Regions from separate parts of the Mus musculus genome. Here all the other regions are linked to region 1. A link is a loop called in an ENCODE intact Hi-C map of the cell type or tissue named here. Cell type or tissue: heart. All regions are shown on one strand. Links, peaks and the distances in the headings refer to the core of each region. The heading gives the core; the rest is flanking DNA. Region 1 has its middle 40 kb from the start of Gm40217. Region 2 has its middle 51 kb from the start of Gm12724. Region 3 has its middle 45 kb from the start of Gm40217.

Region 1 (10,918 bases), core at 3,475-8,474:
CAGGGCTTCCATCATGATACACATTGACTCTTTCCTCCAGCACAGATTACACTGCAGTTGGTGAGTAGACTTGGGAGGCAGGATGACTTACCAATTATCCATTTCTTTAACTTCCCAGATTGAAAAGTGGAGTCGATGCTGTGTGTGTTTCGCGGCTCACTCCAAACCCACCTGAGTTTGAATATGGGCTCATTTGTTCTTTGCAAGAATGAAAATAAAGGTTGGCAAAGGTTTAGGTAAAAGAAGAAAATAGCAGAGAATCCCAGGACCCAGCTCTGCCTAGAGGGCATGGTGGTGGTCCATAGACCCTCTCTCAAGGTGCGTGGCTCCCAACTCTGCTAGAGGAGCCTAAGGAAGGCACTCCTTGCTGGGCTGGGACCGGCACAGGCTGGGTTGCTCCAGCAAGAAGCACGCGTGGTTTATGTTGTATGCAGCAATCTTTGTGGGAGCTAGAGTTTAAAGAGAAAAACCATGACATGGTCAATCACCCTTCTCAGAAAGAAGGGCCTCAGGAAAGGGGATTTGGGGCTGCTGCCTTTATCAAAAGTCAGAAACAAAGGGAAGACTCTGTGCTTCTTAAGAAAACAAACTTTGCGTTTGGGATTTTAACTTTAAGTCTAGAGAGAGGGCGGAAAGATCAGTGGATACCTGAGGAGCCCACCTGGGACTCAAGACAATGGTAGGAGGCACACTGTCTACAGAACCTCCCTGGTGTTCCTGCTGTGTGACATGAAGGGACCCACCTGCCACTTGAGTTTACCCCATCCTCAACTTAAAATAATAACTATCTATCTCACCGGGCAGACTCTATATACACACGGGGAAACCCAGTGTTCTGGTAAGGCATACTAGAGAAAAGAGAAACTTTTCATATGTAGACAAGCCAGGGGGAAATGTTGTTCAACAGTAATCTAGCAGCATCATACTGTGGGAAGAATATGGATTTAAAATCTTAAGAGATTGGCTACAAAGCACACCTTCACTTCTTCCCAGCTCTGTGGCCTCATGGATTCTCTGAAAAGTTCACTTTGTCATCTGCAAAATAGGGGTAAAAGTACTCCCCCCCCACCATGAAATGGGGCAAAGGCCAATGCTGATAGTCTCTTTCAATACCCTCTGTAAATAGACTGAACCAGATACAATAGCCACGCCCACCCACCTGGGCTTGTGGAACCCCAGTCGGCCAGCTGTACTCTGCTTTTTCCAGGTTTTTGAAGCTGCCTCGTTCCACGGAGACAGTCTGAGAGCCCTTCATCCTTATGGCTCTGTCAGTACTGCTGGAGGCCTCCATCAAGATGCAAGCCTATCTGTTTTCCCCTTTGCAAATCAGGCAAGGCAACTTCTTTTCTCCTAGGACCTGTAAGCCTGCCCAGAGTTCTCCCCAGAACTCCTCACTCAGACATAGGGAAAGTGCCACCTCTGTCTTCAGGCTTATTCCCTTCACCAATTTCCAGGTCCCCAGAAGCCAGTTCCTGCTTCCATTTCTTCCCAATTAAGTTCCCTGGGGAGGGGAGGAGCTTCACACCCTAGTGCAACCCAGCAGGCCTTAGGGAGAATTCTGACCAGATCAAGGGAGCAGAAACTAGTATTTGCAGCCTGTCTCCCACTCTGCAGCTCCTAATGGGCAGGGCTTACAAATGTCATTATGAGCGCCACTTTCCTGGGGCCCCTCCCTGACTCCTTTAAAGATTCGGTGAAGTCTTGTCTCTTGCAATCTGCATTTCTTCTTTCAATACTCCCCCCCCCCCACCCCGCCCCCAATCTTGAGCACCACACTTGTCTGGTGCTCCAGCACTCAGCACTGAGTTGCATTCCCAGCCCCACGGAGGTACTTAGTGTTTTTCTTCCCTGGTAAATCTCACGGGGAGGAGCGGTTGCAATCAAGTATGTAATTCTGTAATAGGCCCTCAGCACCCTTTCACACATTGCCTGACACAGAGAAAGCACTTGCTAGGTGAATGTTGTATGAATGGGTGAATGAGTGCATGAACTAATGAATGCATGAAATAATCCATCTCAAGACTTTCGATGTGGAAAAGATGACCACTTTCTGGATTGCCTTGCACAAGGCTCTGAAGCATAAAATGCATTTACCAAGGCAACCCAATAAGTGGTCCAGCTAAGATCTGAACCCAGGTTATCGCTGAGCCTCACTGTCTTTGATTTATTTTAGGTTCAGGCTGGGAACACTGTTGACAAAGGCAAATAAAGAAGTGGAATGTGTCTGCCCGTAACTCCTTCCCCACCCCCAACATAGCCTGCTCTGTGCTGAGTACGAGGGTTCCGAGAGCTTTGTGCAACCCACGCAAGGCAGCAGGATGGAGACAGGGGCTGCCCTTGTCCTTCTGCTGAGTCCCACTGGCTCCTCCACGGAGCCCCTCCCTGCCTGTCCCCTCTAGAGCAATACTTGGATAAAAGTCTCAGAACAAAGCCTACATTTTCCCATCCGAGTAGAGAAGCCGCTGCTGGAGAAACAATGGCCTTGCCTTGGATCAAAGGAGCTGGGCCCAGGCTGTGGACAAAAGCTTAGCTTGAGAGGAATGACAACCTGTCCTGCCTCTCCTTTCACAGAGGTCTAGGGAGAGTCTGCAGGCCTCATTGGGGGCCTACTCCACCTTCTAAGTGCACCTCCCAGCCCCTGGCTCCTTTCCCTTGCTGCAGAGCACTCCAAGAACCAGCTGAATGGCCAATGTCCCTGGGCCTCCTTTTGTATTCTAGGTTGCTGCTCCTCCCCCACTTTCTCCTGTAAGACCTCTCTTCAGGCTTCAGCATTTCAGTCTCAAAGTTACCTCCCGTCTACTTTTAACTGGGTTGCATCACAGCCCACTGTGTCCATGCATGGAACTGTCTCCTCCCTCTGATTATAGCACTAATCACACCAAAATGCCACTACTGGGTCAACCGCCTTCCATTCGCCTGGACTGCGACCACACAGAGACCAGGATACTCACGATCTGATAAGCTCATTGCCTAGGTCAAGATGCTGAATGAAGAGAGCAACCGATGGCAGGGAGGAGGAGGAGGAGGGCTTCGGAGGCTGGACATGCACTTGGGTATCACTTCCTCTGTACAAACTCAAACTGCCTGCTCTCTCCATCTCTTTTGCTTGAATTTACTCCACTCATACTTTTTAAATGCAGCTTCCAGGTACTGGGGATGTACTGGCAGTCAAAACCACGGGATGAGTTTAGCTGGGCAGGGATGGGCAGGGATGGGCAGGGATGGGCAGGCAGATCTTAACCAACTGTATGGTTTAAAGTTGTGGTACACACTGTAAGGTAAAAGCAAGAGACAGTGCAGTCAGAGGGCTCATCCCTGTATTGAGAGATGGGCCAAACCTTAAGACTGAGTGAGCTCCTCCTACAGAGGATCCAGAGGTTGGGCAGCTGTCAACCATGTGCCACCCCAGAAACCAGTCACCTTTGGCCTCCGCAGGCATCTACACACACATGTGCACACACTTAACTAATTAAAATTAATTAATTAAAGCTTTTTTAAAAATTAAAAAGACTATATATCAATATTTATACCCAATATGAGCTGAGAGCTCACCAAGTACAGAGCAGGGTTTGGGGCTAGGAATGCAGCAGCTAACCCACCCTGTAATGGAAGAAGTCGATCCAGGATGAGAACAACTTCCAGAGGAAGTGGTGACTGAGCCACCATCTAAGGACTGAGTCACCTTTAAGCGGGGATAGGGACAGAGTGTAGGAAGGCTGAAAGTAGATAAGTGTTGGTGGCATTGAATGGTATCAGATTGCCTGTAAGCAGGCAGGGAAGTTCCCGGAGATATCACCTGGAACCTGAGAGCAGAGTCACCAGGATGGTACAGGATGTGTAACCTAGCATTCAAAGCCTGGGAGAGACCTTTGCCGGCCGTCAAACCTTTCCTTGAGGTAAGTGGAAATAAACAGGTTTGTTTGCCCTGCTTTCAGCCCCACAGTGTCCTGTTAGATAAAAACAAAACAAAACAAAACAAAACAAAACAAAACAAAACAAAACAAAACAAAACAAAACCCTTCTCAAAGCTGGGCAGTGGTGGTGCACACCTTTAATTCCAACACTCAGGAGGCAGAGGCCTGTCTGGTCTATAGAGTGAGTCTCAGGACAGCCAGGGCTACCCAGAAAAATCCTGCCTCAAAACAAAACAAAACAAAACAAAACAAAACAAAACAAAACAAAACACCTTTTTCTAGCTGGAAGATAGGCCTCCGATATTGGAGGGCAGAGTATGGCAAGATTCTCTCTCTGAGGGCCAGGCTTTGTCTGCAGTTCTCTATGAAGGGACTGACCTCTGCCACCGCAAAAACAAGGCACGTCATGTTCATTCAGCGAGCATTTGCAGTTTGCCCAGCAACATTCACTTAAATGCTCTTACTTCTCAGAGCAAAGTTCAAGTCCCAGGTTTCCCAGCCAAGGAGAACTGGCTTCTAATCAAGTCTCATTAACTGTTACCCCTGGGCCAAGCTATGTCACCACTCCTGGCAGCTGCTTTCTCTTTGTCACTTGAAGCCAGTTCCTTGCCATCAAGGCAACAGGTAGAACAGTGTATTCTAAGGTTGCCATAGCCAGGTGCCACAGCCTAGTGACTTAAATCACAGAAACACACGCTCTCACAGCCCCTGGGGCTGGAAGTCTGTGGTCAAGACAGAACACACACTTATTGATTTTGTTGTTGTTGTTGTTTGGTTTTGGTTTTGGTTTATTTTGTTTTTGAGACAGCTCTGGATGGCTTAGACCAGACTGTCCTTTAATGTACAGAGGTCTTCCTGCCTCTTCTTCTTGAGCTGGAACTAACAACATAAGCCAGTTGCCCTTTCTTACAAGACACCAGTCATACTGAATAAGGGACAAATATGGAAACCCTGGAGATGAGACCCTCAGCACAAGGCTTTAGAGCAGTGATTTTCAACTTTCCTAGTGCTGTGACCCTTTAATACAGTTCCTCATGTTGTGGTGACCCCTCAACCAATGCCACTTAGCAACTGTAACTTTGCTAATGTTATAAATTGCAATGTAACTATCTGATATGTAGGATATCTGATATTCAACCCTTCTGAAAGGGTCAGTCGATCCCCAAGTCGGTTGTCACCCCCAGGTTGAGAGCCGCTAATTTAGGCAAAACATCATCCGGCCCTAGCAGATGAAATAGCATATCCAAGTTTCTTCAGAGCCTGGCACTTGGCACACGCTGAGCAGATCCACGGACCATGCCTTTGGCAGGAGTCCATGGGGAGGTTTGGGACTCAACAGTCACTGGTTCTTGCCCTCGGCTTTAGATTCCTTGGTTTTAAGCCTGCCTTGCTGCCTCAATGATCTTGGCCAGATCTTAAGTGTTCTCCAAGATAACAAAAAGCTCGTTGCACACCGTAAATCCTGTGTCTTTTTGTTCTCACCGAGTCCTACCTTGAGTTGCTCACTCTGACATGCTGGGAACAACCTGAGAAGGGAGCAGAGAACATGACGTTCTCAGAACGGGCTCACCAGGGCCTTAGCTTTCTGCCATTGCTGCTGAGGGGAAAGCAGGGCAACTCTAGAACACTCTCCTCCCCACCCTCTCCTACTGTCCCTCAGAAAGGGTACCAACAGCTGTCTGAGAGGAAGTCCGTGGCACTGCTATCAGAGACCTAACTTTGGAAACTGTACCCATGAGGTTCATTTGTCCCCAGATCACCCACTGGTATTTTAGGCCACAAGCATTCCTCTGGCCACCTGCCCTGTTCTGGTATGCTGGGAACAGCTAACTTCCCTCAACTAGTGAAGTTTTTTTTTCCTTGAGGTCACTTTCTCATTGTCCTACTTCCCGGGTGACATGTTAAACGGGGTGTTGGGTACTTTGGTTTGTTTGAGGTATTTTTTGTTTGTTTGCGGTTTGTTGTTGTTTTGGTTTGGCTTTGGCTTTGTTTTTAAGATCATATCAGCACATCCAATTGGTAGCTTGAGCCCAGGCAATTCCTAGGGACCAGCTTTACTATACTGTTCAAGCTTTTTTCTTCGAACCCAGTCAAATCCCGATTGGCTTACAGACAATTCTGCTAGGCTCCTCCCAACAACGGCCTAGCAACAGTTTACAGCATCACCAACACCGTTGCTGGCCAATTGAGAGTCAGGTGCAGCAATTGCCTGCCGGTCAAGTGCGAGCCAGGAATGGCAGCATAGAAAGAGAATGAAGATGGCTGCTCCATACCCCGACCTCTCTTTCTCTCTAACTTCCCCCATACCCTCTGTGTTCCCATGCATTCCCACAAAGTCTCTCGCTCTCCCTCCCCCTTCCCCTCTCTCTCTTTCTCTCTCCCTCCTTCTGTGCCCCACCTTTCTTTGCCCTCCCTCCTCTGCCTCTACCCCTTTCCACCCCTGTTCCTTTCCCTTCATCCATGATAAACTTCCTTATGTCAGGTCTGTCGTGTGGCGTGATTTCTCAGAGGGACACCTTGGCTTGGGCGCACCAAGTACTCCCGTACTCCCTCTGCTGCTGCCACAGCTTTCTATTCCAAACAGTAACTGGAAGAGATGAGTGCTGGATCCTGAGATGGCACTTTGACACCCCACACCCCCAAATAATGCTTAAAGACAGAGATAAAGGATTTTAAAGAGCATTAATTGCTCTCTAGGCCAATGAGGGGTTCCTTGCGCCCCTTTATGAGTGCCATATTTTGGCATTAATTTTCAAAACAACTTCTGCTCGTTATGGAATTGGGAAATGGAAAGACAAACTGTGTGTGCATTCAGACTGATGCACAGGCCATCTCCTGTCTGTTAAGATCGTTGCTACTGGTGCTCGCTTGCTTTCCTCCAGTCTTCCTTCTTGGGAATCTGGGAGCATGCTAGAGTTAAAGTTTTATATCTTTATTGTCTGCATAGCATTCTGTTAAACTGATGTGCCTCCATTAACTTAGCCATCCTGCCACTGTTAACTAAGCCATCCTCCTGTCACAGAAGGCTGGCTGCTGCATCTGTTTTCTCTTTTGCTGTTGATATCTTTTGTGTTTGCCTTATTTAAATTTATGTGCACTGTCTGACCTGAGTCCTCAGCAAAGCTATTTCTGACACCCAGCTACTTTACCCACCTTTTAAAACCTCATCCTTAGTGTCAGACGCTATCGTCTTAAAACAATGTGAGTAAAGTAGTCACCTTCAGTGAGAAGCGAGGACCGGCATGAGCCACCGCCATAAAGAGCTGAAGTACAGCCTGCTTGGCTTTGCCTGTTTGTCTGCAGCATTAGCGGTTGGACCTAGAGTCTTGTGTGTGCTAAGCCAGTGCTCTACCACTGAGCTACGTCTCCAAGCCCTCTTCTTGATTCTTTTATTTTTGAGATGGAACCTTGCTAGTTTGTCCAGTTTTGACCCCAAACCTGTGATTTTTTTTTTTCTGCCACATCTCCCAGAGCAGGCTGATATTACAGGCACGAACCCACTTCTTTAGGCTCTAAGGCCCTTGCTCTTCCTATCCATCTGTGCTCTGAGTTAGGAGGCAGGTGACAGGAGCCAGCACCATTTTCCAGCTGGGAACTCACCCACTCGACAAAGTTAGAAATGTTGTACCTTTCAAAACAAAACGTAGAGAGCACAAATGCCTCCCAGCATTGCCAACAAATGTGTGGAATGAAAATAAACAGACGTGCCGTGCACCGTCAGGGGGTGAGAATCGTAACATCTACACACAAACTAGAGCGGATTCCCACTCAACATAAAGAGCACCTGTTAAGCGCTTGGTAGGCACAGGAGGTCCAACGAACCACAGACTTGAGTTAGATCCTTGCCCTATTGCTTACTGGCTGTGTGACCTTGGGGAAATCATGTGTGCCCACAGGAATTCATTCCCTACAAATTCAAAGTATTCCAAGCTGATCTGAAGATCAGAGCCCGTGACTACTTAGCATATGAATGAGTCAGTTAGCAAGTGTGCTCACAGAATGACCTTCGTGGGTTTTTTGTTTGTTTGTTTGTTTGGGTGTTTGTTTTAGTGCTAGATTACAACAGTCTGACCCTGGCTGCACAGAATGAACCAAGCTGGGAGGCTCACGTGCCCAATAAGTGGAGGAGGCAGATTGAGAACAAACAAAGATCCGAGATGCCTTTGAGGAAAGGGGGAAGGCAGAGTTAGAGCTGCAGACGACTTTGTGGGCCAGTGCTTATCTTCAGAGCAGTTATCAGCAAAGCTGCTTTGAACCGCCATCTGCTTTATCCACCTTGATTCTTTAATTTGGACTCTCATTCAGCTCCTTGGCGAGATGACTCTCCTGGGAGCACGTGTACAAAATAAACGGTGCTTCTGATAAAATGGCTGTCATCAGCCTCTGCTGCCCTTAACAGGGGTCCCTGGGGTGTATGGTGTTTGAGAAAAGAGGCAGCCCGGATGGCAGAGCACTCCTGGAGCTCTCAGGGCTTAGGATACCATCTGTGGAATTAGCTTCCCTTCCCTAGGAATGTCCACAGTATTTACAGAGTAGGCTGCCTTGTCTCCAGGATGGTTTGTGAGCCAGGAGGGCCCTTCCCTGGCCCCCTCACCTCCAGCTATGGGACAGTCACGGGTTTCAGACAGTTGGCCATTGCGGTTGGAATGTTAGGAGTGCAGCTTGACACATCCTCCATCAACTTCCTTGAAAAGAAAGATCCCAGAAAAGCAGCCCGCCCTCCTCCTTTGACCTCATCAGCCCAGCATCTTAGGGACTTATCTCTTCATTGATCTCAACTCTGACTAGTGCCCTTCACTTGAATGCCAGTTACAACAGGCACACATTCCTAGTCTTCACTGAGCAGACTCCATTCTGCAAGAAAGAAAGGACAGAATTGCTTTCAGGAGGAGGGGTGGCTTGAAGCAGCTTCACCTCGTAAATTCTGACTTGGGGATGTCTCAGCCAACTTTCCTTTTCCTCCGCTGAACATTTCTGACTTGAGTTTCCTGAAAGTAGAACCAGGCAAATAATAGCTCTGAAGCTAGATAGCCCAGATCTGGCATTTATTATATACCTTAAAGGCCATGATATGTCAAACCCTTGTCCCATGCCCATGCCCAAGTGAACACGCTGCTAAAGTTAGCTGTCTGCATAACCACATGACCGTAGGCAAGTTCCTTTTGCCTTTCTGGAGCCATTTCCTCATCTGGGAGAGGAGACAGATATAAACAGTGCACGGGAAGAAAGCAAAATGTCTTTCCACTCACAGTGAGCCAGGCTCAGGCCTTTCACTCTATAAAACATGTGTCCTTAGTGTGTTATTTAATTGTTGCCCAGTTCAGAGCTAAAATATATATATATATATATATATATATATATATATATATATATATATATATATATATTCAAATAAAAATATCCATCTTCCAAAGATGCAGGGTGAAATAGAGATAACACCCAGAGAATACCTAGCATGAAAAGCAGTGTGACCTTCACTGACAGTGTGACTGCCTTCGTAAGTTTCCATGCCAGCCATATATGTCATTATCAAGAGACATCACCTTCTTCCCAGGAAGATAATCACTAGCCAACTCCGTCCCTGCCTGAGGCAGGCGTTGTGGATATGACAGATGAGCTTCTCTAGTGAGATCAGAATCCGATTCCAGCTCCAGGAGCATCACTCCACGCTCTTCAAACGCCGCCGTCCATCCGCCCAAGCACGTCTGCTCCCCACCATGGATCAGGGTTTGACATTCCTCTCAAGTGGAGTTCATAGATAGACTCCCTGCTCTGGGTTTCTACCCCTCCCCACCTCTCTGCTTTCTCTGTGTCACATTATTACTCTTGCTGCCCAAAGTGCTTAACAAGTTTCTAATCTCCAAAGCATATCATGAGGTCTTCTAGAATTCTCCACAGTTCATCCTGATAAGCATGGCAAACTAGGAACCGGGGCCTCCAGACTGGGTCTCATACACTCTCATTCAAGCCTGCTCCATGCTGTCTGCCTCCCGAGTACAGAGAACTCCAAGAAAAAGGGAGTTGAGGGCTAGTGGGATGGCTTAGTGGGTAAAGATGTTTGCCACCAAGAGTGACACCCTAAGTTTGATCCTCAGGACCCACATGGTGGGAGCAGAGAAAAGTGTTATGTTGTGACCTCCATGCGTGCAACATGGCGCGTGTGCAGGCACATACACACAAACACACCATACACACAAAATAAATTAGGTAGGTCACAATAATTCATTTTAGTCCTCAAGCACTACAGGACAGAGCATGAGGCTGGGCACATCCACTTGTCATTTCCGTTCCTTCCTACAGCAAGCTCCCTGAAGGGGAGGCTCCTATCTTCTATGCTTTGTAGGAGAGAGACAGAGCCATGATCAAGCAGCTCAGGCCGTCTCTGGGCTGCCTTTCTGCTTGTTCACTGGGGATGCTGAGCAGGCGCCGCCAGAAGTTTGAGGAACCCTCCTATTGTGAGCTTCAAGGTCTTCCTGTATCACCGAAACTACGGTAGTGCATTCTACTACAAGTGGCCTCTTCATGTTTTCTTACAGGAAAGCCCCCAGAGACCAGCATGGTGCCTTGGAAATAGCCCAGATTTGATAAAAATTTGCAAAGATTTTTGGAGCTGGGGACTATCACATCACAGTAGAATCCCATTGGTTCTGGGTGGGACATGGCTTGATTGGTAACCTAATAGCTCCTAGATGGGAGGGTTAGTCTGCCATGTGGAATGTTGGGAAGCTGGGTGCCCTCATATGAGGTAGGGACTCAAGGTCTCCAGGTCACTGGGGTATGCTCTCAGAAGAGATTGCAGGACCCCCCTCTCTCTCTGGCTTCTTTTGCAGTGTGAGCTCCTGGTCCCACATGACTATGCCGTCATTTGTCACTGCTCCCTCACTGGGGGAAAAACAAGATTCCCTTCTACTAAAGTACGGTCCAGATGAACATTTTTTTTCCCTCTCTGATGTTCATTAGCCACAAGTATTTCACTGCGGTGATAAAATAAATGAGTGAATCCG
Region 2 (10,918 bases), core at 2,708-7,707, 910 kb before region 1:
TGCACCATCATGCCGGGTGCAAACCACTCTTAAAACCAAATATACTCTAACACCTTTTTTTCTTTTTCTTTTTCTTTCCCCCTAATGTGATGTTTCTTCTGCTGAGAGACTCTCAGGCTCTTAGCCATCTGCCAGTGGTGGGTGGGATTGGTTGTCTGACCATACAAAAGGCTGGTTTTGAACTTCCTATCCTGCTGATTCAGCCTTCATGATGGTGATGGTCTGTTTGAAGGGCTATGCCTGGGTCTGGCTCCTTCAGCACCACTTCCCTTCACTCCGTGACTTTCAGTATCTGAGTAAATGACCCTAGGATTTTGTTTTGCATTTGTCTTGCATATTCCTTGTACTTTTAGAAGTGGTACCTTTGACAATGAAGAAGAAAAATATTTTTTTTCTTCATATTATACAGGCTATTGTCTTTTTTTTTTTTTTAACAAATGAGAAACCTGGAGTCCAGAGACCCGGGAGGACTTTCCCAGCAGCACACAGGCAGCGGGTCAGAGTAGGGCCCAAACTGGACAGCCCTCTAATGACCCATCATGCTGCCCGCTCTGCTTTTCTGCATGACCATTGTTTTAAGGAAAGAAAACTAACTTCATATGAAAAGATTTAAAAGCATCCAAGCTCTCAGTTGCATAACCGAAATCTTCCCCTTTATTTACTAGTGGAGTTTCTTTTTCTTTTTAAAAAAAAAGTCCTTTTAGATGTTCGGTGATATGTTTATTTCATTACAGAACTGGCAACGTACAGTCATTCAGAATTCATCCGAGTCCTCAAACTTTCAACACTCTTTGACACAGGGTATAGATTATGCTGAGGTTTTCATTGTCCTAAATCAGCTACAAAAGTTGATCTGTGATCAAAGAGTGAGATGTGTTTGTCTAGAAGCCAGGTTTTCCAATTTCGAGTCCAGTGCCCTGTCCAGCACATAATTTTTGTCAAGGAATGTCATATTTTTTTAACTGATTAACATGATAGCTGTAACGAGGTCAAACTTGCTTTGTGCTTGGCAATGTTAACTTTGCTTTTCACTTATTAACTCATTTAATCCTTAGAACAACCCCTTCGGGGCACGTATTAGCATCATTCTTATTTTATAAACAGATGTATTCATGAGGGACTAGATTGATAATATTAAATATTCACTTACATATTTTCCAGCTTTTGTAAAGGTTTATTTTTCACTTTTAACCCTGGACTCATTGCCATTCCATCCAGTTCTTCCTGTCCCAAGATGTTATCACGTGGTGGTTTGATAAAGCATCAGCTATCAGTTAAGAGGCTTTTTTGGCTCGTTATAAGACTCGGATCAGAGTGGCGTAGGAAGCAGGCTGCTTCGGTATTTCAACAAACAGACAACTGTTACCTACCCTGCTTCTGCCTTTCTTCTCCTCTTTCCTCGCCATGCTGGCTCTTGTCTGCAGCCTCATGATTTGAATAGAGGGACCTCAGCTTTAGGCTTAGGTTGCTATTTTCAAAAGCAGGAATCCAAGGGGTGACCAGAGATGCCCAAGCTCCATGTCTGCCTCTTTTCTGAGCATGAGTAGTTTCCCCAGAGCCCCTGCAGTATAGATCACAGACTTAAAGAAGGTCATATGGAAACAAGGAAGTGTGGGGAAACATGAACCTTGTATTTTCACCCCCCCCCCAGCTGTCACCATGAAGTGGGAACAAGAATGAATAGCTATTGGGCGCTCACCCAACAGCTTCTACCATACACGGTAAATTGTTAGTGGGTGATTTTCTTTTAATGTGGTCTTCTGTGGGTAATCTGGACTGCCATTTATTTAATTCTTCTAATAGCTCAGAATGACTGTTGGATTAGATGGGAGAAGGTAATGAGGAAAACATGGTTGCTTTGAATACAGAGAGGCCATAGTTTTGTGATTTGAAAGCATAGGGTGCACCAGGGCTCTTCTCACCATCTATAATGTTATCCTTTCTAAGATATTTGCAAGCAAGTGTGAGTACCATGTCTTGCCCTTTCCTTCATCCTATATCGATTTAGCTGTAGGGAGGATAAAAGGTCACCATGAAGTAGCTTCAGAACTCAGACTGAAAGGAATGAAATGAGTCTCATTTTGAGCAGTGAGAACAACCATTGTTCTCATTAGACACTGTCCTTTTCCTGGGGTCAAAGGAGGAAGGGCAGGTGTGTAACGTGGGTCCAGGAGAGGTGTCTGGGGACATCCTAGGATCAGCTTTTCCTTCCTGGGAAGGTTCTCCGTGCACTGTTGGTGTCTCTGGGGATCCTTTATGGAAGTGCTGCTTTCTCTGTGGGCTCATTCTCAAAACCTGTAATTCAGATGTCTGCTTTGAGGAGTTAAATGTTTTCTTTCCTGCCCTCCTTTTAAAAACCAGCAGACAGGACTTCAAGGTGAGCTGTGTTGCTTGCTGAATCTAGAGCCAGTTTGATGGTAGGCTGTGTGTCACACTATACAAATGAACTGCAACTCCTATTTTCAAAACAGATGTCAGGAAGACCTCACAAAGACAGTCAGACTTGGAAACTTGAGGGTGACATCTTAGAGAGGGCACAGAGACCTCTCTACCAGGTACAACTTGCACAATTCCTGTTGCCCACAAATGTCTACTAACTCCATAAAGGGAACCCGTAGCTTTATTATATTTTTAATTTTTATTTTTAATGATGGTTCTTCAACCATCTCTGTTTTAACCTCCTGTTAGCCCACCACCCACCAGAGGTAGTGGGAAAGCCACCCCAAGCCAGGACTCACCAAAGAAGCCTGCGTACTTTTGCTTTTGAGAACCTTTCTCACTCTAATAGTATCAATATAAAACTCATTGTTGGTATAACATTAAATCCTTCGAGTTATTTCCCTATTCTAGGTAATACTGAGTAGATCTCCATAGCCCCTAAAATGAAAATATTTTCTGATGTGAGAAAAAAATTAAAACATTTTCTTTTACTCTAATATTCAGGGAGTTGTTTTGTTGGAATCCTCCTTCTGTCTTTGAAAGAAATTCATACATTTCTTAGTGCAGGATTCTTGTGGGCCATAGGAGCTGTAAGGAGCAGAGTAGAGAAGTCTGTGTCCCTTCTAAGACACCAGTCTGCTCTCCAAGTCTGACCTTTGTGATGTCTTCCTCCTGTCTGCCTTAACAAGAGCAGTAGGTGCTCATTTGTATTTTTCTCCTCAACCACGTCCCTCTAATCGAATGTCCTCAACATCAAATGCCATGGTCACCATTGGGTAGATTCAATATTCTTCCAAGTCTAGAGTACAGCCATAGATGGTGTGGATGTCTATAGATTCCCTTAGTAATTCCAAGGTGGTTGCAACCTGGGGTAGAAGGCTAGAGAAGAGGCAGGAACAACTCCCAGAGAGCCGTATGGGCCCGATTAAAGAAACTGGGCATCATGGCATGGTATGCATCCTAGGATCACTTTCAGTTTTAGACAGGTAGACATTGTAGCTCTTCAGAGTTAAGCAAATCCCTTTAAAATCTTCATCTGTAGACCCTAGATGGGTTTGTCTGAGTCTGGTATCAGAGACGATGGTGTAGTCAGGACAGACATGTGAGGAGAGAAAGACAGTAGGCCAGGAGCTCTGAATGAACAGCCCCCAGTGAGGACTGATTAGACATGGGGGTGGGGGTGGGGGTGGGGGTGGGGGTGGAGGAGCTGCCAAGGATCCCTTAGCCAAAAGTCTGAGGGTTTGATTGGCATCCTTATAACCCGCATGACAGTCACAACTCCCTACAAGTGACACTGACTTCCAAACACAAAGACCTGGTAAGGCCACACTGAACACCGATCCCTTTGTTAGTTCTATATTGTCTATATTGCAGGGCCCAGGAGGCATGCCAATGCTGCACCCAGTTTTACGCAATTTTTTTAGGAAAATGATTTTTCTATGACAGTGTCAATAAAAATAGCAACAACCACCTCCCCTCCCCAGTGTCAGTGGCTTAAAGTAACCAGCTTCTTTCTCTTAATCTTTTCACCTAACAGTTCAGTGTGGGTGTTCCTGGTGGGCGGGTAGCTTTCTGCCACATGGAGAGTCTGGGACTAAATCTCCTACTGTCTTGTGTATCTGTCACCTGTGGGGTTTGGGGTCTTTAGTATTTAGAGAAAAGATAGGAAAACCATAGATGATACACAGCTTTCCTGTGTCATCTGTTAATGACAACTGTCACTTGTACTTAAATTCCACAGTGAACACTAGCTCTACAGACCCACTGAGACCTAACAGGACCAGAGGACACAACTTCTAGTGGGTCAGCTGCTGTCTGTGACAGTTCTAGGTTCTATAAGGACAAGCATGGCTACCCAGTCTACCTTCCTCTGCGTCTAACAACCAGTATGTAACAGCTACACCCCGGGCACCCCTTTGAGATCCACAGTAGCCAAGTCACACTCCGGAATATGATAAACGAGGAAGAAAACATGAAGAAACACTTTGCTCACATTAGGTTGAACCATAAGGAATTGCTGTCTTGTGGAAAGACCTGCCAAATGTTGCCAATTTCTTGTGATTCAGCCCAATAATTCATCAGGGAAGTGCTTCCAAAAATGGTTTTCTTAGAACTCTGGCTCATAGCTGGGAGAATGCCTCATGCGCCTGGCTCTTTGGGGATCGTCAGAGATGTTTTAGTCATTATGCGATTTGAAAACTCCTCTATTCCAGAAAAATCCTGTGTTGTTTCATTCCTTTAATCAGTGATTTCCTAAGCAACCACGGTTTAATCAGTAGTTTCCAGGATAAATTGTGCCTAGAACTTATTCCTCCCCCACAAAAATACCTCTTCAATTCTTAGTTATTCTTTATTCTTCTGCCCCTGGGAAGCTTTACACAGAATATCAAGGGACTCCATTAGTAATTCCTCTTCGGCACTAGATTTTCTTTTGTAGAAGTTCATGTCAGGGATTTTGGGGAACATGACAAACATTTGCTGAACAAATGGCTTTGAAATAGTTCCTTTTCTCAGAACCTGAGACTCTTCATCTGCAAAATGAAGTTGGTGAATTAAGAAGTCCCATGTAGAGCAGTTAGGGAGAGGCTGCATCTGCGCTAGCATCCTCCTCCCATCAGCATCTTGGAGACTGGTGAAGCAACCACTTGCCACGTAGAGGACACCTCATCCCGGAGGCCACATGTGGGATTGCTTTGGTTCTCACGTGCAAACATGTTTAAGCCCAGCTTCTTGAGAGCTCGAAAGGATATTTGAGTCTGACAGAATTATTTTTATCTGTTCAAGAAGAAAGGAAATAAAGAGCAGCATCCTTGTGTTGACATGAAATAGATGTCCCGGGATTCTGAACTGGAGGTGGGAGGCGGCCTCGCTGGGTGTATATGGGGTTGAGTAAACGACAGGCTGCGAGGACCACATGGAACCACTTCTCCATGGTCTAATCTGAGAAGCTGAACACAGTGAGCTTGGAATCAGGTTATGCCTTTGGTTGGAGGACTGTCTCACTGGGGCCAGCGTGGCCTTTGGCAGAGCCATGGTCACATCTGTCCTCTCCCTGGCCTGACCTCCCTCTGGCAGACTCAGCTCCAGGTCTGGCAGAACCCCCAGAACGGATCTTTCTCCTGGCCCCCAGCAAAGCTGCTTACTGACTTCCAAACATGTGTGGCTGGTTTGGCCATCTGGGCCAGAGGCGCTCTGTGAGGTGTGCCTCATGGGGAAGGTCCTTCCTTTCCTTATTGCACACATTTAAAAGTTCTAGCCAAGCCCTGCCCCCTCCCATCCTTGTGCCAGACCCCTGCATCTAAGGCTCTTTGCAACAGGAGCAAAAGCAGCAGGGTACTTCTTTGAGGCTAGATACTGCTACGGACCTGGTACCTTGTATAGTGGGTGAGTGTGGCTTCCAAAGCCAGGAAGACCTGGATTGAATCCTGGCTTGGCTGTAGCCATTGAACCTTGGGTTGATAGTCTCAGGTGTCTGAAGGCCAGTTTCTTCTTCTGTATGTTGGGAGTGTTTATTGTTTAATTTGTTATACAACTACCACACATTCACCAAAGGAACTATTTTGACTGCCAGACATTAGAAACACAAACAGGAACTGCATGCAATTGGTACCTGCATCAAACAGACACTGTTTTCAAGAACACTATTTACAAGGCCCAGAGTAGATAATAAATATAGGGGCTATGGTGGTTTGAAAAAGTTTGGCCCTCACAGACTCATGTGTTTGAATGCTTGGCCCATAGGAAGGACACTATTTGGAGGTATGGCCTTTTTGGGGTAGGTGTGGTCCTGTTGGAGGAAGTGTGTCACAGTGAAGGTGGGATTTGATGTCTCCTATGCTCAAGCTATACCCAGTGTGCACCCAGTCTCCTCCTTGCTGCCTGTGGATCAAGATGTTGAATTTTCAGCTCCTTCTCCAGCACCATGTCTGCCTGCATGCTGCCATGTTCTCACCATGATGTGAATGAACTGAACCTCTGAAACTGTAAGTCAGCCTTAATTAAATGTTTTCCTTTGTAGAAGCTGCCATAGTCCTGATATCTCTTCACAGGAATGAAATTCTGAGTAAGACAGGGGTGTAGAAATAACTGGAGTTTTCAATCTCAATACATTGCTCAATTCCAGACCAGGGTATTAGCTCGCTGTGGGATGCTGAGAAAGGAGCTTGTGCTTTCTAGTCTTCTGTGAAATGGAGAGATTAAAAAAATATATAACATATATACATACATATATACATACATACACACACATATATGCAATCTCTGACATTCCATGATTATGTAAATTATCTAATTCAAAGATTAAAAAAATTACAAAATTACATTAGTAGAATTGATCATTTGAGTAGTCTAATTAAACTGAATTGGTACCATGGTACTTATAATTCTACCTGTACATTTTGTATTGAAGACACTGTGAGGGATCCTGTGTGTTTTCAGGAGAGAGATTCTGAGTATGACAACCAATAATTATGGTATTGTGATGGTTTGTATATTCTTTGGAGGTGTGACCTGGTTGGAATAAGTATGACCTGGTTGGAGTAGGTGTGTCACTGTGGGTGTGGGCTTAAGATCCTCACCCTAGTTGCCTAGAAGTCAGTCTTCTACTAGCAGCCTTTGGATGAAGATGTAGAACTCTCAGCTCTGCCTGAGCCATGTCTGTCTGGATACTGCCATGCTCTCACCTTGATGATAATGAATTGAACCTCTGGACCTGTAAGCCAACCCCAATTAAATGTTGTTTTTTTTTTAAGACTTGCCTTGGTCATGGTATCTGTTCACAGCAGTAAAACCCTAACTAAGACAGGCATCTAACCCCAGTTCTGCCATTTATTAGCTGTGTGGTGTTAAGCAGGAATTCCAGTTTTTCTAATTTCTTGAGTGTGAGAGTGTGACTGCTGCCAGGGGCTGCTGTGGGCTTCAGTGGAGAGAGTAGACAAGGCATGGGACACTCACCAAGGCTCACATTAGACACCTAGTAAATGCAGGAATTCTAGTGCACAAAAGCAGTTGGAGCTGGCCCATAATTGAGTGCAGTGATTGGAGGGTTACTATGAGGCCTCTCTTCCTCTTATTCCTTCTTCCTCTGTACCCAGCACACATTATTTTTAAAAATTCATATGTGTGAAAAAGGTAATGGGGCCACATGCCCCTGATTCACTCCCACCCAAGGCAGTAGGCATTGGGGGTTGGATACCTTCCTCCCCTCCATGGCCCACAAAGATAGAATGTTATAGGTTGAATCTAGAGTGTCCCACACAGACTTATGCTTTGGTTCCCAGTTGTGGTGCTGTTTTGAAGGTTTTGGAGCCTGTAGGAAGTAGGGACTGGTTAGGGAGAACACGTTGCTAGCGGTGACTCTTTATATCTGTTTCCAGTTCCGCTCTTGCTACCTGCTTCTTTTTTTTTTTTTTTTCATTTTTTATTAGGTATTTAGCTCATTTACATTTCCAATGCTATACCAAAAGTCCCCCATATCCACCCACCCCCACTCCCCTGCCCACCCACTCCCCCTTTTTGGCCCTGGTGTTCCCCTGTACTGGGGCATATAAAGTTTGCAAGTCCAATGGGACTCTCTTTCCAGTGATGGCCGACTAGGCCATCTTTTGATATATATGCAGCTAGAGTCAAGAGCTCCGGGGTATTGGTTAGTTCATAATGTTGTTCCACCTATAGGGTTGCAGATCCCTTTAGCTCCTTGGCTACTTTCTCTAGCTCCTCCATTGGGAGCCCTATGATCCATCCATTAGCTGACTGTGAGCATCCACTTCTGTGTTTGCTAGGCCCCGGCATAGTCTCACAAGAGACAGCTACATCTGGGTCCTTTCTATAAAATCTTGCTAGTGTATGCAATGGTGTCAGCGTTTGGATGCTGATTATGGGGTGGATCCCTGGATATGGCAGTCTCTACATGGTCCATCCTTTCATCTCAGCTCCAAACTTTGTCTCTGTAACTCCTTCCATGGGTGTTTTGTTCCCAAATCTAAGGAGGGGCATAGTGTCCACACTTCAGTCTTCATTCTTCTTGAGTTTCATGTGTTTAGCAAATTATATCTTATATCTTGGGTATCCTAGGTTTGGGGCTAATATCCACTTATCAGTGAGTACATATTGTGTGAGTTTCTTTGTGAATGTGTTACCTCACTCAGGATGATGCCCTCCAGGTCCATCCATTTGGCTAGGAATTTCATAAATTCATTCTTTTTAATAGCTGAGTAGTACTCCATTGTGTAGATGTACCACATTTTCTGTATCCATTCCTCTGTTGAGGGGCATCTAGGTTCTTTCCAGCTTCTGGCTATTATAAATAAGGCTGCTATGAACATAGTGGAGCATGTGTCCTTCTTACCAGTTGGGGCATCTTCTGGATATATGCCCAGGAGAGGTATTGCTGGATCCTCCGGTAGTACTATGTCCAATTTTCTGAGGAACCGCCAGACTGATTTCCAGAGTGGTTGTACAAGCCTGCACTCCCACCAACAATGGAGGAGTGTTTGTCTTTCTCCACATCCACGCCAGCATCTGCTGTCACCTGAATTTTTGATCTTAGCCATTCTGACTGGTGTGAGGTGGAATCTCAGGGTTGTTTTGATTTGCATTTCCCTGATGATTAAGGATGTTGAACATTTTTTCAGGTGTTTCTCTGCCATTCGGTATTCCTCAGGTGAGAATTCTTTGTTTAGTTCTGAGCCCCATTTTTTAATGGGGTTATTTGATTTTCTGAAGTCCACCTTCTTGAGTTCTTTATATATGTTGGATATTAGTCCCCTATCTGATTTAGGATAGGTAAAGATCCTTTCCCAATCTGTTGGTGGTCTTTTTGTCTTATTGACGGTGTCTTTTGCCTTGCAGAAACTTTGGAGTTTCATTAGGTCCCATTTGTCAATTCTCGATCTTACAGCACAAGCCATTGCTGTTCTGTTCAGGAATTTTTCCCCTGTGCCCATATCTTCAAGGCTTTTCCCCACTTTCTCCTCTATAAGTTTCAGTGTCTCTGGTTTTATGTGAAGTTCCTTGATCCACTTAGATTTGACCTTAGTACAAGGAGATAAGTATGGATCGATTCGCATTCTTCTACACGATAACAACCAGTTGTGCCAGCACCAATTGTTGAAAATGCTGTCTTTCTTCCACTGGATGGTTTTAGCTCCCTTGTCGAAGATCAAGTGACCATAGGTGTGTGGGTTCATTTCTGGGTCTTCAATTCTATTCCATTGGTCTACTTGTCTGTCTCTATACCAGTACCATGCAGTTTTTATCACAATTGCTCTGTAGTAAAGCTTTAGGTCTGGCATGGTGATTCCACCAGAAGTTCTTTTATCCTTGAGAAGACTTTTTGCTATCCTAGGTTTTTTGTTATTCCAGACAAATTTGCAAATTGCTCCTTCCAATTCGTTGAAGAATTGAGTTGGAATTTTGATGGGGATTGCATTGAATCTGTAGATTGCTTTTGGCAAGATAGCCATTTTTACAATGTTGATCCTGCCAATCCATGAGCATGGGAGATCTTTCCATCTTCTGAGATCTTCCTTAATTTCTTTCTTCAGAGATTTGAAGTTTTTATCATACAGATCTTTCACTTCCTTAGTTAGAGTCACGCCAAGATATTTTATATTATTTGTGACTATTGAGAAGGGTGTTGTTTCCCTAATTTCTTTCTCAGCCTGTTTATTCTTTGTATAGAGAAAGGCCATTGACTTGTTTGAGTTTATTTTATATCCAGCTACTTCACCGAAGCTGTTTATCAGGTTTAGGAGTTCTCTGGTAGAATTTTTAGGGTCACTTATATATACTATCATATCATCTGCAAAAAGTGATATTTTGACTTCCTCTTTTCCAATTTGTATCCCCTTGATCTCCTTTTGTTGTCGAATTGCTCTGGCTAATACTTCAAGTACTATGTTGAAAAGGTAGGGAGAAAGTGGGCAGCCTTGTTTAGTCCCTGATTTTAGTGGGATTGCTTCCAGCTTCTCTCCATTTACTTTGATGTTGGCTACTGGTTTGCTGTAGATTGCTTTTTTCATGTTTAGGTATGGGCCTTGAATTCCTGATCTTTCCAACACTTTTATCATGAATGGGTGTTGGATCTTGTCAAATGCTTTTTCTGCATCTAACGAGATGATCATGTGGTTTTTGTCTTTGAGTTTGTTTATATAATGGATTACATTGATGGATTTTCGTATATTAAACCATCCCTGCATCCCTGGAATAAAACCTACTTGGTCAGGATGGATGATTGCTTTAATGTGTTCTTGGATTCGGTTAGCGAGAATTTTATTGAGGATTTTTGCATCGATATTCATAAGAGAAATTGGTCTGAAGTTCTCTATCTTTGTTGGGTCTTTCTGTGGTTTAGGTATCAGAGTAATAGTGGCTTCATAAAATGAGTTGGGTAGAGTACCTTCTACTTCTATTTTGTGAAATAGTTTGTGCAGAACTGGAATTAGATCTTCTTTGAAGGTCTGATAGAACTCTGCACTAA
Region 3 (10,918 bases), core at 2,398-7,397, 86 kb before region 1:
CCTCTGAGGGGCAACCAAGGGCAACAGGCTTATTCTCTATTGTTTTCAGATTCACTTGGGCTCCCCCCAGCAACTATTCTAAAGTATATTTCTCATACCTAGTACTGGTTTTTTTGTTTTTGTTTTTTAAGTATATGGTTCTTGTGGGGAGCAGTGCTGTCCCTAATGGTTTAACTTTCACACACACACACACACACACACACACACATATGTGTATATATATATATAGTCTATATAGCAACAAAGCCTCTCAAGGGAGTTCATCAAGCAAAAATGAAAACAAGATGATCAGCTAGTAACATATGTCTAGACAAATAAATGAAAATGTCAAATAGTGTGGATATATATCAAAGTAACTTTTACTCATTTCAAAATATCTTTAACAGAAAATTGATTATTTCAAGTAAAAAATAGAAACAATTATGGTGAATTTATAATAATATAAAGAACTAGGGATAAGAGAAGGAATTAAAAGGCTAATGTGATCTTATACTCTATATGAAGTAGGACAATGCTTTATATAGACTATCTTAAAGATGTGTAGTGGAAACCACAATTGATCCACCAAAATAAAAAGGGGGTTAGCTAAGAATCCAAAGGTAAAAATAAAATATAATAGTGAAGAAATATTTAAAGAAAGCCACAAAGGAGGAAAAGACAAACAAAGAAAAATGTTTAAATTGAAACAATATATACCTCAGATGTTTTTCCCTCTAGCGACTAAGCCAATGTGCCAGCTGATTACCAAGGCTTTTCTAGTAGCTGAAATTGACTATTGCCCGAATCTTCTGTGAGCCAGGAATTGACCTGACTACAAAACCCAATTGTTCTTTGCCTAGTCATGTACAGTTTTACCCTATGCATGCATAATGTTTTAACTTGGTCATGGTGTAATCTATGCACATTACAGGTGAAGAAGATCTTTTATTTAATTCTTTCTGTAGCTCTGATCTGAACCCCCAGGCTCAGTGGTCCTGGATCCTTTTGGGCCCTCCCTTACTGAACCTGCAGTACATAAACTGTCCTCAGGTCAAATGCTAAAGCAACTTAGGGACTCACCTTGTTTACAGTTCATATTTTGTGGGTTCTGGTTTTTTTTAAGACACTGCCTTGTGTTGGAAAGTGGCTCTTCATGTCACTTGTTCTGGGTGCTGTTTGTTTATGAGAGGTTCGGTTACTTCCTTATTACTTCAGCCAGGATGAAAGTGAGCGTTTCTGCTTTGCTCTCTTGCTCACCTAGTCCCCTGTCTGGATGTTCTCACACAAATGAAGTCTCCAATGCTAGAGCCTCCTTCCAAGTTTCTTCCTTACCCAAGTCTCCCAGGTCTAGTCAGTAGCTCAGACTTCGGCCTGAGGTTGTTTTTCCCCTTTAAAGAACATTCTACATCCCATGGGGTTTGTTTTGCTGCTACTGTTTGTTGCCTGCTTGATTGACTGATTTAATATGAAGTAGTTTCGTTTGGTTCTTTTGTCTTATTTTGCAGGGGTGGGTGATTTGCTGCTATTTTGTTTTGTTGAGACAAGGTTTCGCTCTGTAGCCCTGGCTGGGAACTCATTAAATAGCTAAAGTTGGCCTGGAACCCTCACAGCCATCCTCCTACCTCAGTCTTCCCAGTGCTGGGGTTACAGGTGTAAACCATCGGCTCCAAATTACACCATCTGTTTTTACTTTTCTGGTTCTAATTCATCATTTTCTCTAATACAATTAAATGTCATTAACCCTGCTTTGATGTCACTGTTGACTCCAAGGATAGAAAATACCCATTTCTATATGCTTAGAGCCATAGAAAAATTTCTGCACCACCTATCTGTTTAACTGTTATCTGCCTGTGTGTCTGTGTATCTATCTATATATTTATGTAATTATCTGCCATTTATCTATTTTTAATTCATTTTACTTAATTTTTTAAAGATTTATTTATTTTATGTCTATGAGTACACTGTAGCTGTCTTCAAACACACCAGAAGAGGACATTGGATCCCATTACAGAGGGTTGTGAGCCACCATGTGGTTGCTGGGAATTGAACTCAGGACCTCTGGAAGAGCAGTCAGTGCTCTTAACCACTGAGCCATCTCTCCAGCCCTACTTACTTGTTTTTAAGGCAGGATCTCATGTTGCCTCATGAGCTATCCTCATACTCACTATGTAATTGAGGATGACAGTCAACTCCTGAACCTCCTGGTTCTGCCTACTTTCAAGAGTTCTAAGGGCTGACCCCAGGGCTTCATGCACACTAGGCTAGCTATTGGAACTGTATTCTCAGCCTCATTTTATGGCTTTGCAACATTGATATTGCCAAGTCTTTCTTTCTTCATGAAAACGTCCTTGTTTGAAGAAGAGAGCACTCATGTGCATGCCCAGTTAGGAGCATGGATTTTCCACGATAGCTTTTGTTCTAATCGAAATTATCACTCGTGTAAATGGAAGACCTGGACGATTATGTGGCTTTTTGAGTCTTATTTTTCTCACCAATTAGAAGAACCCAATGTAGTATGTCCCTCAAAATATTGTGGATAGGTTAAATGACACACATTCCTAAGACTCATCGTTAAGGGCTGGCACGTGGAAGTCTGTTCATAAATGCTCGCCAAGTAGTTAACTTTCTGCTAATTCTAAGACTTTTATTTTTCTTGGCTGTCTTGGCCATTAAGTAACTTCACTTTTAATTCCTTGTCTTCTAACTGTATAATCTTTTAGGCTGTATTATTTCCTATGTCCGGGCCTTATTTTAATTTTTAGATTATTACCAAAAAAAAGTAAGTAAGCAGAGAGGCTAGAGGCAGTAAATTTCTTGTGATGCAAGCTTTAGACTCTAAATTTATTCCTAGAACCCTCATGAAAAGTCAGGCATAGTCTCGGGTACTTAATGATACCAACATCAGGGAGATGAAGACAAGTGAATCCTAGGGTTTTCTGGCCAGCCACGCCAGACTAATCAGCAAATCTCTGGCCAGTGAAAGACCCTGTCTCAAAAACACAAGATGGTGCACACCTGAGAAGCAACACTAGAGGCTGACCTCCAACCTCTACACACACATAGTCACACACACACATGCTCATCTCTGCACACATACACAAAACCTAAGTCTTAAAACGTATTGATTGTTGCTGTTCCAGGTTATGAAAGTTACATTTAAAAGATAACAAAAGAAAAAGGGAAAGGAATAAGTTCGGCGTTGTCTTTTCCCTTCTGCCCTTAGTTGAAATGCCCCACTCCAGACTCTGAAACTCCATGAACACCACTGGGATCCCAGCCCTTCCCCACCTCCCCGAAAACAACCACTACTCTTATTTCTATTTCTGTGTTTATCTTCTCCTTACTGGGTTGGGTTTTTTTTTTTTTCTGTTTTTTGTTTTGTTTTGTTTTGTTTTGTTTCACCACATGTGTTTAGTTTTGCAAGCCTATGAACTTTATATTAAAAGAATCATACTGGATGTTCTCCTATACAACTTTCTTTTTCCACTTAACATTCTGTTCTTGATGCTCGTTCTTGTTGCTGCACAAAGCCCTGCTTCGTTAATTTTTTGTTGTTGTGGTGGTGGCGCTATTCACTGTGTGACTCTTCCACAACTAATTCAGCCCCTGTAGTTTTGATGACTATTTCAGGGGTTTCCAGGGGGTTGCTAGTGTAGTCGTGCTGCTCTGAGTGTCCTCTATATGTCTTCTCTGACTTTTTCTCAGGGCCAAAGGATTTACCCATCTTTACCAGGTAAGTGAAAATTATTTCTCAAAATAATTGCGTCAGTTCCTACTTCATGCTCCTTGCATAAACGGTCCCCTTTAATTTCCTTCCCTACACTTCATTTCCTGATTTACTTTTTACTCCACCCACTTTCCTTTGGCTTGAGCTGTCCACTATGAGTTGATGACCACGGAATGTTCAAACTCGGGTCCATACCTTCTTCCCAAGCTCCAGATCCATGTATTCAATGCCTTACTTAATAATTCTTCTTGGTTGTCTTCTGGAAGCATAAGTAACATGCTATTACCTGAGCATACCTTTTTCAGTGAGCTGTGCCATCTTTATCCCATTGTCAAACAACATGGCAAAAACAGAGGGACTCTCTGATATTTCTTCCTTTCCCCTCTGTCCTCCCTTTGATTGATCCCGAAACTTCATTGTTTCTACTGCCCTAACACCTCAAAGTATCTGTTCCCTTTCTTCCATGTGCTTCTGATATTTCTAATTCTCTGTGCTCAGAGCTCACAGCACAGCTCCATGTTCTCATTCCTAGTCATGATGCTCGCCACACAAAGTAATGAGCAAGGGAAGGAACGTCTGTCAAGGGTGTAGCTCAGCACCCAGTAGAATCAAGGCTTCTAAGTGCTTGCTTAAGACACTGTATTTGTTTCAGGATGAGAACCAGCTGTCCTACTGCGATGTAACTCCACAGCAGCCTGAGCTGAGCCCTGGCAAGTCCTGGCTCTCCTTGGCACCCCACCGCTGGTTTAATGTTTAAGCCATACACATTGCTTGGTTAATCACGTGGAGACAGGTCTGGCCTATCAGGCTGGATTGCCTGGGTGACCTAAGCCTATTCTTCCAGACAGGATGACTGGTGCTGCTACATTGATGGTGGCTCTCCCAACCTTGATCTTGAGTGAGAACACAGAACGGCTCTCTGCTCCCACAGTCAAGATGAAGCATAAACACAAAGTGATTCTCTGCTCTCTCAAGCCTTTGGAATTACAACTAGAGCACTGGGGGGTACCATTCTTGCAAATACATCTGTCTTTCCATGTTCATGGCTATTGGACACAGGCAAGCAGAAAAGACCAGAGAACTTTCCAGTTCCCTTGGAGTTCATTGCTATGGAATCTGATTTTTTTTCCTTCTTTGCAACTTCCTGAATAAACTCTTATGTTGGCATAAAAATAATGGCATTTGAATACCCGACTTCAGGGCACACTGAGTTCTTTCCAGCTGGCATTAGTCGAGGTTTTTGCACTTTCTCCTAGAACACAGGCATTCTCTATCAGTACAAAGGTCAGCTGTTATCTTCTCTCCAAAGCCATCAAACCTCAAAATAGCACTGGCTGTGAGAAGGCTAATGTCTTCCTGGCACAGCCCAGTGTCAGCTTTCAAGGGCACCATTTCACAACCAACTGCCAGGGCGACATAAGTGAGACTTGTCTAATACTCAAAGATCCTACAGAAGTCTGAAGGGACCAGTCGAGCTGCTGCCATGCCATGACACTGACTGGGTGAACGAACGGAAATTAACTCTGGTTGAACACCTTCTAGCGCCAAGCATTTCATGTAGACTGTCTTGTTTAATCTTCAGAACCACCTTCTGTGTGAGATATTATTAGGCTAGCTGACAAATCATTCCAAGAAAATAAATTCAGCTTGAGTAAGTGGCTGACCAAGGTCAGAAGAGAGATTCTGGCTTAAGCCCAGAGCTTAGAACTTTCTGTAAGGTACACTTTGACTTTATCTTATGTCATTTAACTTAGTTTAAAAGGAAAAAAAGTCAAATGGAAACAACTGAGTTTTCTGAATCTAGACTCAACTATCTAACAAATACTATATCCCACTTACTCAGTGTGAAGAGCAGAAAGAGGAAATAGAATAAATAAGGTCAATAAATAACTGTTCTCAAATGGGCTTATTGTATGCAGTGGTGGGCAGTGGTAGGCAGTGGTAGGCAGTGGTAGGCAGTGGTAGGCAGTGGTGGGCAGTGGTAGGCAGTGGTAGGCAGTGGTAGGCAGTGGTAGGCAGTGGTAAGCAGTGGTAGGCAGTGGTAGGCAGTTGTGGGGCAGTGTGATGCAAGCTAAAATGGGCAGCTTAACGAAAATGTAGTGGGATTAATGCATCCATTCACTATTTCCCAGTCACTGAGAGCTGGGGATTTGGAGCCACAGAAACAGACATTGGCTTCCATGAGCTCACAGTACAGCTGTAAGAGAAACAAGGGATGTTTACCAAGCAAGGGCCTCCGGCAGAACATGTCAGTCCTCCTCATGGGTCTACAAAGACTGAACACCTGGGTGGTTCTGGAGATGAGTTCTGAAACAACATGTGACAAACAGAGGAAGAGCTTTTCCAGCCTGATGTGTAAAGGCCCAAAGGGCAGAGATGTGAATTCTGGCCTGAGGTGGGGACCAGGCAGCTGGTCTAAAAGGATGAGTAACAACAGCCCAGGTGACAGGCAGGAAGGCAGCACCAGAGGAGACAGCACAGAAGACAGCAAGGCACCAGAGTTCCTTGGAATAATCAGACAAGCAGGCTTGGCCAAGGGAATGACTGGAAAGTAAAGGTCAGGGTGCATCATGGAAGTACCAGTTTTGCAAGGCAGATTGGGCTCTTTCATATAAGCAATAGATAGCTTATATCTTCTGTCACTCTGTCTCTGTCTCTCCGTCACACACGCAGACACACACAGAGGGGGTAAGGAGAGGAAGAGAGGAGGAAGGGAGTTTAGAGATGGAAAGTCCTCAGTGTTAGCTATTGTTGTTTTAAATGACTGTAGCTTGGATGCTGTGACAAACACCACAGTCTGCGTGGCTTATAAACAATGAGAATGCATTTCTCATTGGAGGCTGGAAGTCTGGGATGGAGGTGCTAGAGCAGTAGGAGTCTGCTGAGGGCGTTCTTACTCATTTATAAAGAATCCCTTCCTTCACTGCGTCACCACAGAGTGAGTAAGAGAGGGGACAGGCAAGTTCCCATCTGTCCTCATGAGAGCACCAACTATACACACGATCCTAATAACCTCTCAAGGGCTCTGCTTTCCAATACCAAGCCTGTGGAGGCTAGGGATCTAATGAGGACTTTGAGGAGATACAGGTATTCAGTCTATATGAACTGATTTCACTAAAAAGGCATACATAAGAAATGACATGGCCACATTTGCCATTTAGAAAGCTCACCAATGCAGGCATATGGGATGCTGCTAATGAATCCTTAAGGACAGTAACTGACAGCTACCACTGACAGTAGCTATCATGTTAGGTCAGGGCCCCTAGTCTGCTCTGCCTGGTGTCTCTCACATTTAACTCACCTTCTGGGAATAGCCCCCTCTAATGAGTTGGTTTCTGACATCATATTCAGAGTTTCTGGAGGCTGGTGGTTGTATTGATCTCTGTCCTCAGCTCAGAGAAACGTACACTGTAAGAATATATAGTTCCATGTTGTGCATGCCACAATGGGCTGACCTGCAAAGCACAGCAGGGACACTTCCTCTTGGCACAATTAGTAGTTGAAAGTCCTACCCTTGCAGCCTTACCCGATTCCACGCTTATGACATCGTATACTTCAAGAGTTCCTACTGAGACCAGGGATGGTAAGGATGGAGACCATATACCCCTTGCTTCCCAGAACCATCCACATCCCAGCTTCCAGTTTCTTGGCCCTTGCCTTAAAACTGAGGACAAATGAAATTTGCAGGTCCATCTAGGAAATTACCTCAACACCCAGGTCATTTCCTCGGCGCCATTTACATTTCTAATGTATGGAGAAGCTGAGTTACATTTTCTCCCCATGTGCCCTGGGCTGCTGGTAAATCATTCTCACCCACATAAATGAATGGCAGGTGATGTCACAGCCCAATACGAGCTCCTGATGCCCCAGCTCCCCCTTCATGCTTAATGACTGGCCGGAGTTTCTTTGACTACGGCTCTTTCTTCCATGCTGACAGGTCAGCGCTTTGTAGCTCATGTCTGCCACTTGAGACTAGGCCCATTGATTTTTCAATCTCGTGGTGTTGGACTGCACATCAGACTGACACATTCCAGGTCAATCCCTTATTTGTCCAATGATTCAAGCACATTTTCCAGAGCTATTACCTGTGCTAGGGTGGGCCCAGAGTGTGAAAGGCACATGTTGTATTCTGGAGAGGGGCAGGGCATCACACTGGCTCCAAGATAAAAGGATAATGACTAAGATCTGCTTCCTTCATATCAGTAAAGGATATCATCCAAGGATGAGAGCTGATGCCTATAATCCAGCACTCAGAGACTGAGAAAGGAGGGTTGCAAGTTCAAAGCCAACCTTGGCTATATAGCAAAACTATGTCTCAATAAAATATACAGACCATCTATATGCATATGTTATACATATCTACATACACCTCATCTCTGTGTGCATCCTATATATATCTTATACATGCATGTGAGTGTTTACTACAGTTGCTTACTACAAGCTGGGTGTTGTTGGCTTTAAGTATTTTCACAAGTTAATTCATTCAGTTCTCACAACATAGTCATAAAAGGCAAACTTCTGCAGTTAGCCTCCTTTTACAGATGAGTAAATTGAATTGCAGACAGTTAAGCAATGTGCTCATGTTCTAATAAACTGCAGTGTAAAGATCTGAATCAGGCAGAATATTCTCCAGTTACTAACTGTAATGCTACAACTGCAAATATGCTCACAGTAAAATCCTTCCCAGAAGGGAAGCTTCATAGAAGCCTTGGGGTGTAAGCAGATAGACTTTGTCTTCTTGCTTTTTGAGATTCTATGGTCCAAGCCTAAGACCTTAGACATATTAGGAAACTGTTCGACCACTAAAGTGTATCTCCAAACTGAGCAGAAACACTCGAATTAATCCTTTGAGTCAGGGTTCTGTAGACTACTCACACACACAAAGAAAGACAAATAATGTGGTTTGGTTGGAGTAAAGATGCATTTGTCTTCTGCTGGAAGAAGAGACACACTCTACAGGGAGTGTGAAATCCAGTTGATAGATGGCACAGATGCACAGATACTGCCTGGTGGAAATGGCATTATTTGCTCCCCATTCCTTCACTGTGACCAGGTTCAGTGCTCTGGCTGGTCCACTCACCTTGGTGGTAAGGGACATGGGCTCTGGGATCCCAGGGTGATGACTTGCTTCAACTAATGATGCTGGAACCTGAACATCATCCCCTCCACGGGAAGTCACCTTTAGTACCCATGGCCCAACATAAAGGCTCTAAGTCTCCTATCCTCATTGTCTACTGTTAGAAAACAAAGTAACCCTAAGAGTTGGCTGGAAGACTCTAAAGCCAAGGTGTCCTGAGGTAGCATACAAAGACCCCTTTACCCACACATCTGGAGTTGACAATATATGTGGATGAAACTTCAATCAGCCTGCTGATTGCAACACCTACATGAAGCCATCCCATGTGGCTGCCTGTGCTTCCTCACAATATGGTGGCCAGCTTCCAAGAATCACCATCCCAGGAGAACCAGATGGAAGCCCGCTGCCTTTGATGGCCTCGTCTCTGAAGTCAAGTAGAACGATTTATAGTCTAGTCAGAGTCAAGAGAAGGAAACCAGACCATCTCAACTGGGATTGGAGATGGCAAGGCTGCATAGGAGACACTACTGTGGCTAACTGTCTCACGGAGCTTTATGTTCAGCATTCAGAAGACTTGCCACAGAAACCAGCCATCTTGCTAGAGAGCTTGGGGGGGGGGGTATGTTAGCTCAGAGAACAGGAATGATCTTAGCCCCACCACATTTTTTAAAATCATTTCCCTACAGAATCTATTTCCTATGAGATTTCTAAGCTGGGGGTGGGGGAAATTATTCCCTGAGCCTACTCTTTTAAAAATATTTTTTAATATTTCATACAATATATTGTGATCATATTCTTTCCCCTCCCCAACTCTTCCCAGATCCTCACACACACAGCCAACATCAAGTTGTTCTCTCTCTTAAAAAAATAAACACACACAGACACATATGCATGTATATAATGCACACATGTATTTTGTGTTGACACATCTAAGCATGAGGCCTGCCCTGGAGTGTGGTGGAGATTTACAGTGTTTTTCCATTGAAGAAAACTGATTTTTTTCCCTCCCTCAGAAGTTATCAGTTGCAAATAGCTTTTTGGTTACTGGTAGGTCTTGGTGCTCACTTCCCCTTCTCCATACTAGGATTTTGTCTGGCTTGTACTTGCACAGGTCTTATCCATGCTGTCACAGTGTCTGTGAGGTTATACGTGTGTCAACCCTATTGTGTCCGGAAAATACTGCTTCTTTTAAGTCAGCCAACCTCTGGCTCTGACAACCTTTCTGCCCTCTCTTCTGTCCAGACCTCCTAGCCTTGAGGGGAGAGGTACGGTAGACACTGTCCATTAGTCCTGAGTGTTCTGAAGTCTCTCACTGTTTGCACATTGTCTGATTGTGGGTCTCTATGCTAACTACCATCTACTGCACGAAGCAGTTTCTCTGATGAGGGTTGAGTGATACTGGACCTATGGGTATAGCGATATGTCCTTAGGGCTTGTTTTATTGTTATGTTCATTTAGCAAAATGATAGTAGTAGGTTTTTCCCTAGCCTCATATCCTAGCCTACTTTTTAAAAATAGTGATCCAAAGATTACTTATACACTCTGTGACCTCAGGACATGAAGTGGCACACAGTTGTAATTTCAACACTGGAGGAGCTGAGGCAGGAGGACAGTGAGTTGGAAAGCAGGCTAAGCTATGTAATAACACCCTTGCTCCAAATAATAATAATAATTAATAATAATAATAACAATAATAATAAAATTAATAACTGACCTCACGATAAGTCGTTTCCCATGTTCTTCCTCCATTCTTCCAGACCAAGTCTCCCTCTGCTTTGCTGGGATCATCCCAAGGCTGAGTTCCTGTTTTAGTTCATACACTCTATCCTTGGAGATGCCATCTTGGTGACTCTGCTGAAGCCATGGGGGGCCTCAGAGGACATTTTGCTGTTCTTTCCCTGTGATCCCAACACCTGTTGACTGTTTATTTCTGGGTCTCAGGCCCACTTCACTCCCTCAGCACGATGAGAGCCATCAGAACACAGGCCCTGTTTCTGTTCTCTGGCACACAGCCTGGTGTCTGGCCCATAAATCCATTCATATGTCCATTAAGTCGTCATTGAGCAAGTGAGGAGGATGTGGTGCCAAGTGCAGAAACTTGTTTATTTCTTGTTTGCAAGGCCCCAAGTAAGGAG

What was found. A loop is a pair of places that touch in the nucleus more often than their neighbours do. Peaks named below come from ENCODE experiments on the same cell type or tissue, not always from the same donor. Only the 100,000 strongest peaks of a DNase experiment are listed, where the experiment ranks them.
Region 2: a loop joins it to region 1, with 3 times the contacts of the local background. A loop is called at or near these places in 2 of 42 quality-filtered maps.
Region 3: a loop joins it to region 1, with 10 times the contacts of the local background. A loop is called at or near these places in 5 of 42 quality-filtered maps.

What each region holds. Positions count from the first base shown.
Region 1 is chr4:105,273,511-105,284,428 of GRCm38, reverse strand. No RefSeq gene overlaps it. Among named protein-coding and RNA genes, the nearest start is that of Gm40217, 40 kb to the left of the region's middle. In heart, for the core only: no CTCF peak of the experiment used is centred there; DNase peaks (open chromatin) are centred at 4,398 and 5,638; H3K27ac peaks cover 882 bases.
Region 2 is chr4:106,180,503-106,191,420 of GRCm38, reverse strand. No RefSeq gene overlaps it. Among named protein-coding and RNA genes, the nearest start is that of Gm12724, 51 kb to the left of the region's middle. In heart, for the core only: no CTCF peak of the experiment used is centred there; DNase peaks (open chromatin) are centred at 4,570 and 5,510.
Region 3 is chr4:105,358,807-105,369,724 of GRCm38, reverse strand. No RefSeq gene overlaps it. Among named protein-coding and RNA genes, the nearest start is that of Gm40217, 45 kb to the right of the region's middle. In heart, for the core only: no CTCF peak of the experiment used is centred there; DNase peaks (open chromatin) are centred at 4,544 and 5,034; H3K27ac peaks cover 666 bases.